Linked DNA regions of Mus musculus: region 2 is linked to region 1. Evidence: chromatin contacts called from ENCODE Hi-C or POLR2A ChIA-PET data. All regions are on one chromosome and are shown on one strand. The core of a region is the stretch at or near the end of the contact, and the rest is flanking DNA. Distances in the headings are between cores, read along the strand shown.

Region 1 (6,233 bases), core at 3,562-6,061:
ATACAGGGAACTCACTCTGTAGACCAATGTGGGGCAATGGGCTATGTACAGACAGCCTAGTCTCCAGTCGAGCTGAGGTTGTGAACCCCGGTGAAACCCAGTGGTGTTAATTCCCACCTACATGGGATGGAAGGCATTTCCTCATGTCTCTTGGACCCCTGGCTCCTGTCGAAATTACCACCCCCCCCCACAGCCACCCACAGCCCACACAAAAAAAAGTGTGTGACTAGTAGTCATGTATACAATGTCCCAAGCTTCTGACCTTCAGGTTAGACTCCTCCCAGTTACCTAGCAACAACAAGATAACAAGCCCACTATAAAAGGGGCTGCTTGGCCCCACCTTGCTCTCTCCCTCTTACACTCTTTAGCTTTTACTTTCCTTACTCTCTCTCTCTCTCTCTCTCTCTCTCTAAGCTTTCTTACTCTCTAGCCTTTCTTCTCTCTCTCTTTTTCCCTTCTCTCCTCTTGGCCATGGCTGGTCTCTCTCTCTCTCTCTACCTTTTATCTTTTCCCCTACCTTTCTACAATAAAGCTCTAAAACCATAGACTGTCTCCATTCATCAAGGCCTGGACTAAGGATTCACGCCTGCATGGGAACTTCTCTCACTTTGCCCTCTTCCTGTATCCCTGGGACCCCTATTCTGTTCTCAGCTCCTCTGCAGTATCCAGCGTGGGATGCCAGAGACTGAGAACCTGGTATCAGGTGCAGCCCCTTGCACACCCCCCCACCCCCCGCTGTGTGGGATCAGTGGCTTCAATACAGCCAAATGCCCACCTGGCGCCATGTGGAAAGCATCTGGCAGTCCTCCTGTGTCCGCCCGCCCAGAACAGGAACTCTGGCCGGACTCGGACTCTCTCCCTCCCCCCTCCTTTCCCAAACACCCACAGCCCAACAGACCAGGTTGGCCTCAAACTCAAAGACCCACCTGTCTCTGCCTCCCAAGTGCTGGGATTAAATGTGTGTGCCACCACGTCTGGCACATCTCAGGTTATCTTTATTTTTCCACACCATCAAAAGTTGCTTGTGAGTCTAGAGCCCTGACCCCGAAGATTCACTCTATGGCATGCACAAATAAAAGACAAGGTTGCTCGCACTATCAATACGCAGTAATGACAGAGATGTAAAATCACTGCCCTTGGAACTTGGCTTTCTCTAAGTCTTCCAAGGAGGAATCTAGGCAGGCTGGCAGAGATGTGTCAGAGGGTCTAGAAGTAGTGAGGACAGAGGTCTCTGCTTTGGCTGGTGTCACGACAGTAAAAGAACATCACTACTCTATGATGACTGGCCTGTGTGGTTCAATTCTCCAGTCCTGCTCATTTCCTGATTTTTCTAGCCCCCCTTCACAGATGCAATGGTGTTTCTGACCTCAAGTATGCATAGTAGACTATTGTCCAAGTTGGTGTTTTGCTTGTGACTGCCATTGCACCCTCTTTGAAGAGGTGAGTAATTGTGTATGTGTGTGTGTGTGTGTGTGTGTGTGTGTGTGTGTAAGAGAGAGAGAGAGGAAGAGAGAGAGAGAGAGAGAGAGAGAGAGAGAGAGAGAGAGAGAGAGAGAGAGAGGTCTGTTCCTCTTTTGAATGTGGCCCACATTATGCCCTAAAATCAGGCCCCACTTGCTAAAGTCATGCAAGAACAGTTCTACTTGTCTTTGGGGAGCTCCTGGGTACAGTCCCAAAGTAAACTCCTCTACAAACTGGTCTCCCAAACAGAGGGATGCAAATTTCCATGTACTTTCAGTTTCCTCTTAAGATAGATGAGAAAATTAACTTATGGGAACTCATAATGCTGCAATTATTATTGTTGTTCTCTCAACATGGGAAATTCTCCATGAAAAAAAAAATTAAAGTCTGAGTTTCAAGAAGAAATAGAATGAATAGCCATGTCTCGAAGCCAGAGACCCTGCAGTTCAGTCCCTCCAACTTCCTGCCTGGGTAAATGAAGGTGCAGTCTTGACTTGGTTATGTAGGTGTGAGGATTAGAGCATGCTTGCTATCACAGCCTTCTCTCTGCAGGGAAGCTGTGGGTATAGACTTCCTTGTGAGACTGTCAGAAAGGCGACTTGCTCATCTCTTTTTAAACATACATACATACATACACACACACACATATCAATCAAATGGTTACTTCTGTATGTAACTTTCTTGGTTTAGTTTTCTTTTTAAAAGGATTTATTTCTTGCTATTTCGCCTGCATGTATGTGCGCTGCATGTGTGCCTGGCGACTGTGAGGCCAGAGGAGGCTGCCAGATCCTCGGGAGCTGGGATTCTAGGCTGTTGTAAACTACCATGCGGATCCTGGGAACCAAGGTACTCTGCTGGTGTTTTGAGCCAGCTCTTCTGCCCCTCAGATTAGTTTTCTGGCTGTCACTGAGGAGCACTAATGATTCGGGAGTTTGTACATCGATTAGATGGATTTCAAAAAAGGAAGGCAACTTTAACAAGAGACCCTCTCCTATTAGGTTTTCCCTCTTATAGCCTTTCACCAAGATAAATAATTTGTTCCCCCTTTTCAAAGCCAAATAATTCAGTGGGTATTAAAGATACAGCTCACCATATAGACCCAATTAAATGAAGAGAACTATAGCTACAGATATCTGATACTATGAGGTTAGAAACAGCATCGCTACTAAACAGTAAAGCCAAGAAATGAAGAGGCTTCTTCATGACTAATGCATAAGTGCTCCTTAAGCAGGAAGGTAAATTACTCAAAACAGCTTCAGGAAGTCCCTGAAACTGACCAGATTCACTAGGCTCCTCTCAGCCAGAGTAAATGATAGAAGCTAAGAGTTGCTCTCAGACTTGGGAAAGAAACTGTTAAAAAAAAAAAAAAAAAAAAAACCCAACTCACAAAAACAAAAACACTCAGACAAGCCAAGCTGCAAAGAAGACTGGGATCAGATCAGCTACTCAGAAGCTGCAGAAACCAGCCAAGCTACCTGGAAGAGGTTTAGGTCAACTGAGGCACCTCCAGGAAAGGACCCAGTCCAGCCTGTTGAGTTGCCTGTAGGCTGTGCAGTGTGCTCCGGGTTTCCAGCTCTTGTGAGCTGTCCCCAGGCTGTGGTGGGCTGTGGTGAGGCAGCTGTCTTTGAGTAATTTCTGCTCCAGTAAGGAACCCCTCACCCATATTCCTGTAAGTAACACCAATGAAACTCATTGGTTCTTTAAGTTGGACCTTTGATGGCATCTGTTCTCTGGTCTGTGGTGGGTTCTCTGTCTGGAATGAGTAGGTGTGTGTATCGCACCTCCCCGGGAAAAGTTTTGTCATACAAAAAACAAGGCCCAGCCTTCTTTTATTCCTGGGTACTTTAGAAAACAGGGCTGTGTTTTTACCCCCTCCCCCCCCCAAATCCATTCAAAAAGCCGTTTCATGAACACCCCACCATCGAGGTCTGTAGCCCAGGGACCCCAGAAGTGCTAGCAATTTCTGCCTTTTCATTTTTGCAGACGTCTCTGGGCAATGGTGTAAGACTGAGCCAAGGGTGTTTGAACTTTCTTGTCAGATGTTCTACTCAGTGTCTGGGTAGATAATGTGTGATAATAATTAACAAAACCTGAGATTACTTCTCTGCAGCTACTCCATTTCAATCGTGCTATTGTGAATGTGAATCCATTGAAATAAAAAAATATATCTAGTGGTAAGCTAAGCCTGCCCCCCACACACTTTTTGGCTTGTTTTTGTTTTGGTCACAACAAACTGTGAAATGCTGTGTTTTTTTTTTCTTTCTTTCTTTCTATAGTTCTAAAGCATGAAATCTGCAATCTTTCCACTTGATTTAGGCAGGACCCTTAATTGCTGCCGTCATTAGCACCTAGTGTTCAAAACAGTCTGTTTAAATGTACTGTTAGTCTCACCTCCAAGTCCCTGCTTGCTTGGTTTTATTTTTTTTCAAGGATAAATAAAACAATAATCGTCATAATAACCACAGTCGTTATGTACAGAGAAATAAATAATATCCCAAGGTTTTGTTTTGTTTTGACTGCTTAGTTCTGTTCATTGAGGAATGGGTACTTTGATGAAATTTCCAGGAGGTAAAGGTGACTGACTGCCCCAGATCTTGACAACCTTGGTTCAAACTCAAGTACCCACCTTAGAGGACTCCACAAAGCTGTCTTCTGACTTCTAAGCGTGCGTGGGGTGTGGCACTAGGCACTTCTTCCCAATAAACAAATAAACGTAAGGAAAAAAAATTATTTGAGTTAAAGAGGGTCCTAGAGTTTGAGCAAGAGTTCACTAGCAGGGTCTTCTCTGGGCCTTGAAAACAAGCCACTCGTTTGCCTATTTCATTTCACATGGGTGGGGATGACAGCTGCTGGGAAGCTGCACTGTTTCTGCCTGGTCATGCACATTTCTGCAATATAATGCATAAATGTATAACAACAACTTGGGCTCGCTGGATACCTCGCTGGGCAGAAGGAAACACAGCCAGCCTGGCGCGTCCCCGCGCACTCGCGCGCGCGCACACACACATACACGCGCGCCGCGCGCTCACTTACACACACACACACACACACACACACACACACACACACACACACACACACACACACACACGGGTCAAAAGGTGATCCACTCCTAAGATTCCCCCCAATCTTTGTTTTCCCCCCTCTTCCTGGCAGGTCGGGGCTTCCCAGCCTGGGGAGCAGCTGGATTGGGGAAGGGGAGGGGGTGGGGGGGCAAGGGAGGCGGGAGTCAGGTCGGTGCGCGCCGCGCCCGCTCCCGCCAGGGGAGAGTCCGGGCCGGGTTTTGCACCGGGTCCCCGGGCTTGTCTCACGGCCTCCAGCCGCCGCCGCTGCCGTGTTTACTGAGCTCGCGCGTCCTGATATCACTCCGCTGGCATGGAGGAGGAGGAGGAGGTGGAGGAGCGCGAGGAGGAGGAGGAGGCGGCGGCGGCGGCGAGCAGTTGATCATTGTGATGGTGGCGGAGGCGGCGGCGGCAGCGGCAGCCTGGCCGAGCATTAGTGGCTGCTCTCCGCGCGGCGTTTCGCAAAGGACTCCAGCGATCTACTTTTGCAGTCGCCTCGGACTGTCCATGTGTTTACTTGCCCAGCCCGAGGACTCGATGTCTAGGCTCCTGTGAAATGCAACTGAGCAGCCAAAGTACTTTGAGAACACGGGGCGGCATAAACACCAAAACTTTTTTGTGGAAGGAAAATGCAATAAGCAAGCTCGCCGTTTTCCGATGCGGCGTGGAGTGAGTGTGTGTCGCGCGTGTCCGCACTGGAGGCACACGCTCGTGTGTGTACATGGGGTGTGTTTTTCGGTACGTAGGGAGAAAATGCTTGCCAACCACCGGAAACCTCCTGGAATTTATTAGAAAATAATGGATTATTAAAAGGAGGCAGGCGAGGAGCGGATCTCCCCTTGAGTTGCAAGCCGATCTGCTGCCGGCTCAGTTTGTTGGGATTCTATTTGTTGATAGGTGTCTGATGGTATTCTGATAACACCCCCTTTTTTTCTCCCCTCGATCTTTACAGTTTTTTTAAGGAAAAAAAACACCCCAAAATCTCTTCCCCCTTTTTTCACCCCGTGGGGATCGCTGTTTTTTCATCCATGTGCTTGCGTCTCCCCCGCGTTCCACTTAAACTATTTTAATCCTTGGACCCAAGGAGAAGGCTGATAGGGGGTGGATTAAAAAAAAAAGTTCTTCCAAAATAGTGTGCCCCGGGAGCAGGATGGGGGATTTCGCAGCCCCCGCTGCCGCCGCGAATGGTAGTAGTATCTGCATCAACAGCAGCCTGAGCAGCAGCCTCGGCGGGGCCGGGATCGGCGTGAATACTCCCAATAGCACTCCGGTTGCTCCGAGTGGCAATCACCCCGCTGCCGGCGGCTGCGGCGGCTCCGGGGGCCCCGGCGGCAGCTCGGCGGCCGTCCCCAAGCACAGCACGGTAGTCGAGCGGCTCCGCCAGCGCATCGAGGGCTGCCGGCGGCACCACGTCAACTGCGAGAACAGGTATCAGCAGGCTCAGGTGGAGCAGCTGGAGCTGGAGCGCCGGGACACCGTGAGCCTCTATCAGAGGACCCTGGAGCAGAGAGCCAAGAAATCGGGCGCCGGCAGCGGCAAGCAGCAGCACCCGAGTAAAACCCAGCAAGATGCGGAGGCTGCCTCAGCCGAGCAGAGGAACCATACGCTGATCATGGTGAGGGCTCACTGGGGTGCGCGTTGGGGTCGGGGGCGTGGAGTTCCTGGCTTGGGGGCTGTGAGGGTCTGATTTGCACCGAGGGATGAGGTGGG
Region 2 (5,942 bases), core at 376-2,875, 35 kb after region 1:
TACCCTCTACTCCAGCCCATGACTAATATTTTAGAAGGCCGAACACATTAGGAAAAATAGAAAAAAAACCAAACTCTTAAATGTTTAGATGTGGAGGTTGTGGCTGATGAAGGGGCATCTGTTCTGCCAGATGTCTAGCTGTGGGATGAAGAAAGGCCTGCAGTTGTGAATCTCCTTGTTTACTGCAGGCATTAGAAGGTATGAGCCAGTGGGCTTTCTTTAGGTTTGTTTCTCTGAGGTATTTGCATAAATTACTATGTGCAGTGGCCTGTGAGAAACCCTAGAAATGTCACACACAGGTTTCCCAAGAATTACCTATGCACTATGTCAGTTTTGTGGACTAAAAATTCTATCTTTCTCTCTCTCTCTGCTTCTCTCTCTCTCTCTTAATAACATTTATTTAGCTTGTGTGTGTGTGTGTGTGTGTGTGTGTGTGTGTGTGTGTATCCCACAGTGTGCATTTGGAAGGCAGAGGACAGCCTTCAGGAGTCAATTCCCTCTACTGTTCAGCTCCTGGGCATCAAACTCAAAGCAGTCAGTCTTGGTGGCAAGTGCCTTTACCAGCTGAGCCAAGTAGCTTTCTTCTCAAATATGAACTAATGACCTCAGATGTTGTGTGGTGTGCTTACAAAACCTGTTCTACTCCTGTGCTAACCTGAGACGATTGTAACTCTTTGGAGATCTGGCTGTAATTTAGAAACTTTTAACGTGTACCTTTGTGGGACTTGGAGGGGAAAAATTTGATTTGACCAATTTCTGTCATCTGTCAACTTAGATGTATTTTGATTTCTAAACAGAACTGTGGAAAAGACTTCTTTCTAATTGGGAATGCCTTGCTTTGTTACCTAGGAAACACCTGATTGTTTTCTTAGGGAAATATTCTGCAAATTAGACTTTTAAAGGTCTGTATTAAAAATGCGCATAAAACATAAAGCTACATTTGAAACTAGCTTTCGGCTTAAAAATTAGGTTTCTGTGTGGTCAGCAGACAAGTCAGAGAAGCATCGTCTGAAGGAAGACAATAGCCTGGGTTTAAGAAAATTCAGTGTTTGGATCATTGTCATTAGCCTCACAAATGTTTGCTTTCAGGTTGTAGTAAAGAAAATCGAAGATAATGGCTTTGCCCCTAACTCCCATTTTTCTTGTATTAAGATCTAAGACCTACCTCAGTTCACATGAGACAGAGCCCCAATTTTTGAGAACAAACTGTAGAACTTCTAAATTTGAGGAAGAAACTGACCCTTTTTAAAAAGACATATTCCAGTGAAAACCAAAGGCAGCCAGAGCCTGGACCTCTGGATGTGTCAAGGAGCCTCACCTACCTCGGGTGTCTAGCATGTCCTCGCAGGGACCTGTTGGTGGTCTGTGCAGCCACAGGGAACCTTACACGAAAGGCACCTGTGCTTGCTAAAAATCTGCTCCGAGAGTGGAAAAGCAGATCCAAAATGCTAATCCTTTGTCATTGGTCACAGTCCCTCGACACTTCTTTACCAGCTAACTGCTACTGATTCAATTTGGCCAACTGTGCTTAGCTTCCTTAAAACCTGCCGCAGTTTCGGTTGAGTAAAGCGGTGATTCATTTCCTGCCCCGTGGGGTGTCAGCCAGCTCTAATGGTTTTGTCTGCAAGAGCCCACAGCTGCCCAGGATGGCGGGAGGGAAGCAGTGGGGCTAGCGCCTGGGCTTAGAGCGGCACTTTCCCGCGGCATCGGGAAGGGATTGAACCCAGGCAGTCGATTCAGGTTGATCATTTGGTTTTGTAGAACATACGTCCTCTTGATTTCTCCTGTCCGTCAGGAGCGCAAGAGAACAAGCAAGAGAAATGTTCTCTGTGTGGGTGTCTTTCCCAGGAGAGCGCCCGAGCGACACTTCAGATCTCGTTTATGCAGCATAGCTTGATTAATTTGGCTGGTTGTTCAGAATATGTAGCCATTGTAGTACAGCTCTAGCTTGCTTTCTCTCTCTCTCTCTCTCTCTCTCTCTCTCTCTCTCTCTCTCTCTCTCTCTCTCTCTCTCTTTCTTTTTTTCGTCCCTGGTCCCTGAGACAGGATCTTACTGCGTATTTCTAGCTGTCCCTGAACTCACAGAGATCTACTTGCTTCTGCCTCCCAAATGCCACCACGCCCAGCCGCCCGAATACAGCCTTTTGTATTGTGTGAAAGTATCAGCAAAGAGAAAGAGATTTTCAGTCTTGTGTTTAACCTCTTCAGGACGGTGTTTTTATTTTCGGTTTTAAATTACACTTATTTATTTTAGGGGGCACTCACTACAGAGGTCAGAAGACAAGTTGGTTTTATCCTTGTACCATGTAGGTTGTCCTGGGAATCAAACTCAGCTCCTCCCGCTTGGCGGCAACCGCCTTTACTTGCTTAGCCATTTTGTAGTCCCATCTTGTTTGTTTCTGTGGAATCAGCTTTTCTGAATCTCAAGGAAAGAATAAAATAACAAGAAATGCTGTCAGCAAACCAGAGTGTTGCAGGTTGGATGGTTAGAGTTCAGAGTTGGCACATGTTTCTCCATCACTTTTCTTTCAAAGTAAGGTGAATCAGTACCCATTTTCTGGATTAAAATAGACACGTGAATGTGTGTCTCATTTGCATATTTTGCGGGAAAATTTGTTAGGTTCAAATGCAAAGTTCAAAAGGATGATATTTGCTTTGTTAAGAAATCAGTTTGGGGCTGGAGGGATGGCTCTGCAGTTGGAGCACTAACTGCTTCCCAGCACACAGGTGGATGTTACCAAACGTCTGATGCTGTTCTCCAGCTTTGGAGGGTCCTCATGTGCACAAGCCCTCCCCATTTCATGCACACGTTTTTAAAAGCATATTTATGTGTGTATATATATATATATATATATATATATATATACACACACACACACACACACACACACACACATATGTGCCTTTAAAGGCACATACATATATGTGAATTTTAATTTTGCAAAATAGTTATTTTACTATCCATCTAATAATGAATTGTCACACACACACATATATATATACATATATATTTACCTTTTCCAGAAATATCTCAGTTCAAAAATTGGATATATTTACATTTTGCACCTGTTTTTAGTTTCAGTCAAGGAGTATTTTGCACATGTTTAGAGTCCCAAAGAAGTGAACTTCCACACTTGTTCTTGAGTCTGAACATGAATGCCAGTGTCAGCTGAGGAGACCATTCCTCCCTCGAGCTATACTGGAGATGGTCTTTCACATTCATTTCACAGATGCAGGGTTCTGTTGGTGGAGACATTCACTCTGTGCATTCATTGGCATACTCAGTTAATTGTACTACGGCATCTTTCCCCCCTTACCCAGAGTTCTATTTTAAAAGCAGAAATTGAGAGTGTTCATGGAGAGTAAGACCTTTAGTTCCAAGAGGAAGGAAAACATCTACTAAGCCTTTGTTTTTTGTTTTGTTTTGTTTTTAATGGATTATTAGGGGCTATGAAGAACTCGGTAGTGTGAACTTACGTGTGGAAGTCTACTCAAAATCTTTGAACAAATAATGAATTGAAAACAAATGATTTTGCATAGCTGTGTAGGACAAACGTCGAACATGGTTGGTTGTGTTGAAGTGAGGTGCAGGAATGCTATGGTCATGTCAGACCCGAGCTTGGCACTTTTTATAAATGAGTCACCTGGTCTGTGAGTTGTCTAGCAGTGTGTTCCCCTGCTGAAAACCTTAGGGCAAGCGAATTGAAAAAATAGATGCTTCCACACTCATGACGATTAGGTCAAGCTAGGGAAAGCTGCTCAATACTCCTTGGATGTGATGATCATGCTATGGCTGCCTATTTGAACCAAGAAACCCTAAGTTCTAAAGGTACATTCTACAATATTTACGGGTGGAATATTATGACTGCAATTTTCTTTCATGTAATATGGCAAGGGAAAATAGGTATTAAACATGGATGAAGAAGTGTAGGCCAGAAATGAAGCTGGGTAATGGAGACTTATTACCTCACTCTACTTAAATATTTGGGAATAGAAAGTTTTTGGAAATGAGAAGAAGGCAGAAGAAATGGCTCAGGGGATAAAGTGTTTGCCGCATAAGCCTTGAAGACTGGACTTCAAAAGCCTAGGACCCATGTAAAAGCCTTGTACTGTAGCTTGGGTCTGTAATTCCATTGCTGCTGTGGAGAGATGGGAAAGGAAGATCAGAGAACGAGAACCTGGCGTGTGCAGTGCCTGGAGAGCCTGCTTTATATAAGACGGGGGCAAGGAGGGAGGGGTGTCCCCAAACACTCCAGGTGTCCTCAGCCTTCCATATGGCAAGTGTTTGCCTGCGCTCTGTGTATGTGTGTGTGTGTGTGTGTGAGTGAGCACGAGCACACGCATGTCTGTCTGTGTGTCTCACACCCACCTACATATACACTCACACATATAAACACACAAGAACCAAAAACACTACCCTTACTGAGTACAAATTCATCAGTGTTTTATCAAGAGTAGCTACAGAGAGTTTCCAGGGAAGGAGACACCTAAAAATATCAGAGGTTTGATTGCACTGTAATTATATGCAGCTATATATGGCTATATGATTTTAAACCCTAATAATATTGTAGTTTTATTTTAATTAAGACAAGCCCCTGCTTAGACAAAAGGAGAAAGAACTCTTGCTGTTTGACACAACTCTTTAATTCAGCAAATGGGTTTTGAAAGCCTCCTTGGTGCCAGGTACTGTAGTGACTGTAGAAAGTTCACAGAGGAACACAGGGGCCTTGTACTAATGTCTCTGAGGAGATTTGCCCAGGTCATTCCGCAGTATGGCGTGATAAGGGCTCTAATGGAGTTGGAGGTAGTTTGTGGGGACACAGAAGCCAGAATGATTCCACTCTGCATTGGAAGGCAGAAGTAGGCAGGTGAGGGGTGGCTTAGAGGATCTGGAGAGAAGTCTGTGTTTCCTGTGCACTCTGCAGAGGATATGACCAAGGTGTGCCAGGTGTCGGAAAGAGCAGTGGCCACAGCACAGACCTCCAGAAATGAGAGGAACGAGCACTGCCTGCATGCCTTGAGTGTGTGTGTGTGTGTGTGTGTGTGTGTGTGTGAATTAGGTTTGAGAACATAGCAGGAAAGGCAGGTGTGTGCCTCCTGCCCTCCAATCAGAGGACAGCATACTTCCTCCCATTAACCTACTTCCCATGTCCCATGTCAGACAACACTCTATGTGACTTTCAGTAGTTTGTCACCCCACCCATTGAAGGGGTGCTGAGTGACGTAGCTACAGTTCTGCTTTGCTTGGGTGCAAGGTTAGTGTTCACAGACAAGTGAACTTGGCTGAACGACAGCCAAGCCAGACTCTCACCACCCCCCCCCCTGCCAAACATTGTTCCAGGCTTTGGTCAAAGTTTTCCACTTGGAGTGATAATTAGAGTTGTGCCGGAAGCCACTGAGTAGCAATATCCTTGCTACTTCTTACTAGAGAAGACCCTGGGAAGCCTGAGTTATCCAGACCAAGCCAGGGCCATATGCCTGGCCCCACTGAGAAAATAGCACCTGACTGTCAAACTTTGGCATCAGAGACAAGAGCTGGACTGCTGAGCCCCAGGGTAGGAGGTGGGAGATGGGGGGAGGGGGGAAGGAGGAGAGTTTACTGAGGATAAAGAAAGCAAGGAAGTGTAGTGGTCTGTCCCCTTGCTCACAGAACTTTGGGGGTGCCTAGTGCCTGACAGGCTGCCATGTTCTTTTGTCTCCTAATTGTGTTTTCTTCAGATTGAGATCAGATACATCTTGCTGTATCTGATACATAGAAGCATAGAAGGAAGTCCTTCTATGTTGTATTTTTGTTGTTGTTGTTCTGAAAAGCACAACAGGATATTTTCTCCTCAACACAATGTTTCCTCCTCCGCAGATAAGTCACAGGTTACTATATAACTGTATGTAACCTCTTTCTGTTTGGGGGAGACTTGGGTAAGCTGCATATGGTGAAAATTTTG

What was found. A loop is a pair of places that touch in the nucleus more often than their neighbours do. ChIA-PET counts read pairs that join two places held with the same protein, here RNA polymerase II (POLR2A).
Region 2: a loop to region 1 is called in a map of left cerebral cortex, with 6 times the contacts of the local background. The contact joins the enhancer-like site here to the promoter of Maml3 in region 1. A Hi-C loop is called at or near these places in 8 of 37 maps with a recorded cell type or tissue (Patski, T-helper 1 cell, T-helper 17 cell and 3 more). POLR2A ChIA-PET finds 5 or more read pairs at or near these places in 1 of 5 experiments (Patski).

Annotation. Positions count from the first base shown.
Region 1 is chr3:52,103,584-52,109,816 of GRCm38, reverse strand. It overlaps Maml3 (mastermind like transcriptional coactivator 3), which reads left to right and starts at 4,811. Exons shown (of 5, transcript NM_001004176.2): 1 at 4,811-6,138. The coding sequence starts at 5,674.
Region 2 is chr3:52,065,699-52,071,640 of GRCm38, reverse strand. The region is part of intron 1 of Maml3 (mastermind like transcriptional coactivator 3); the gene reads left to right. Among named protein-coding and RNA genes, the nearest start is that of Maml3, 36 kb to the left of the region's middle. Within about 2 kb of position 1,625, at least 1 of the 3 ENCODE cell types and tissues checked has a DNase peak (open chromatin) inside an H3K27ac peak, as active enhancers do; it is heart, where a contact is called at or near this core.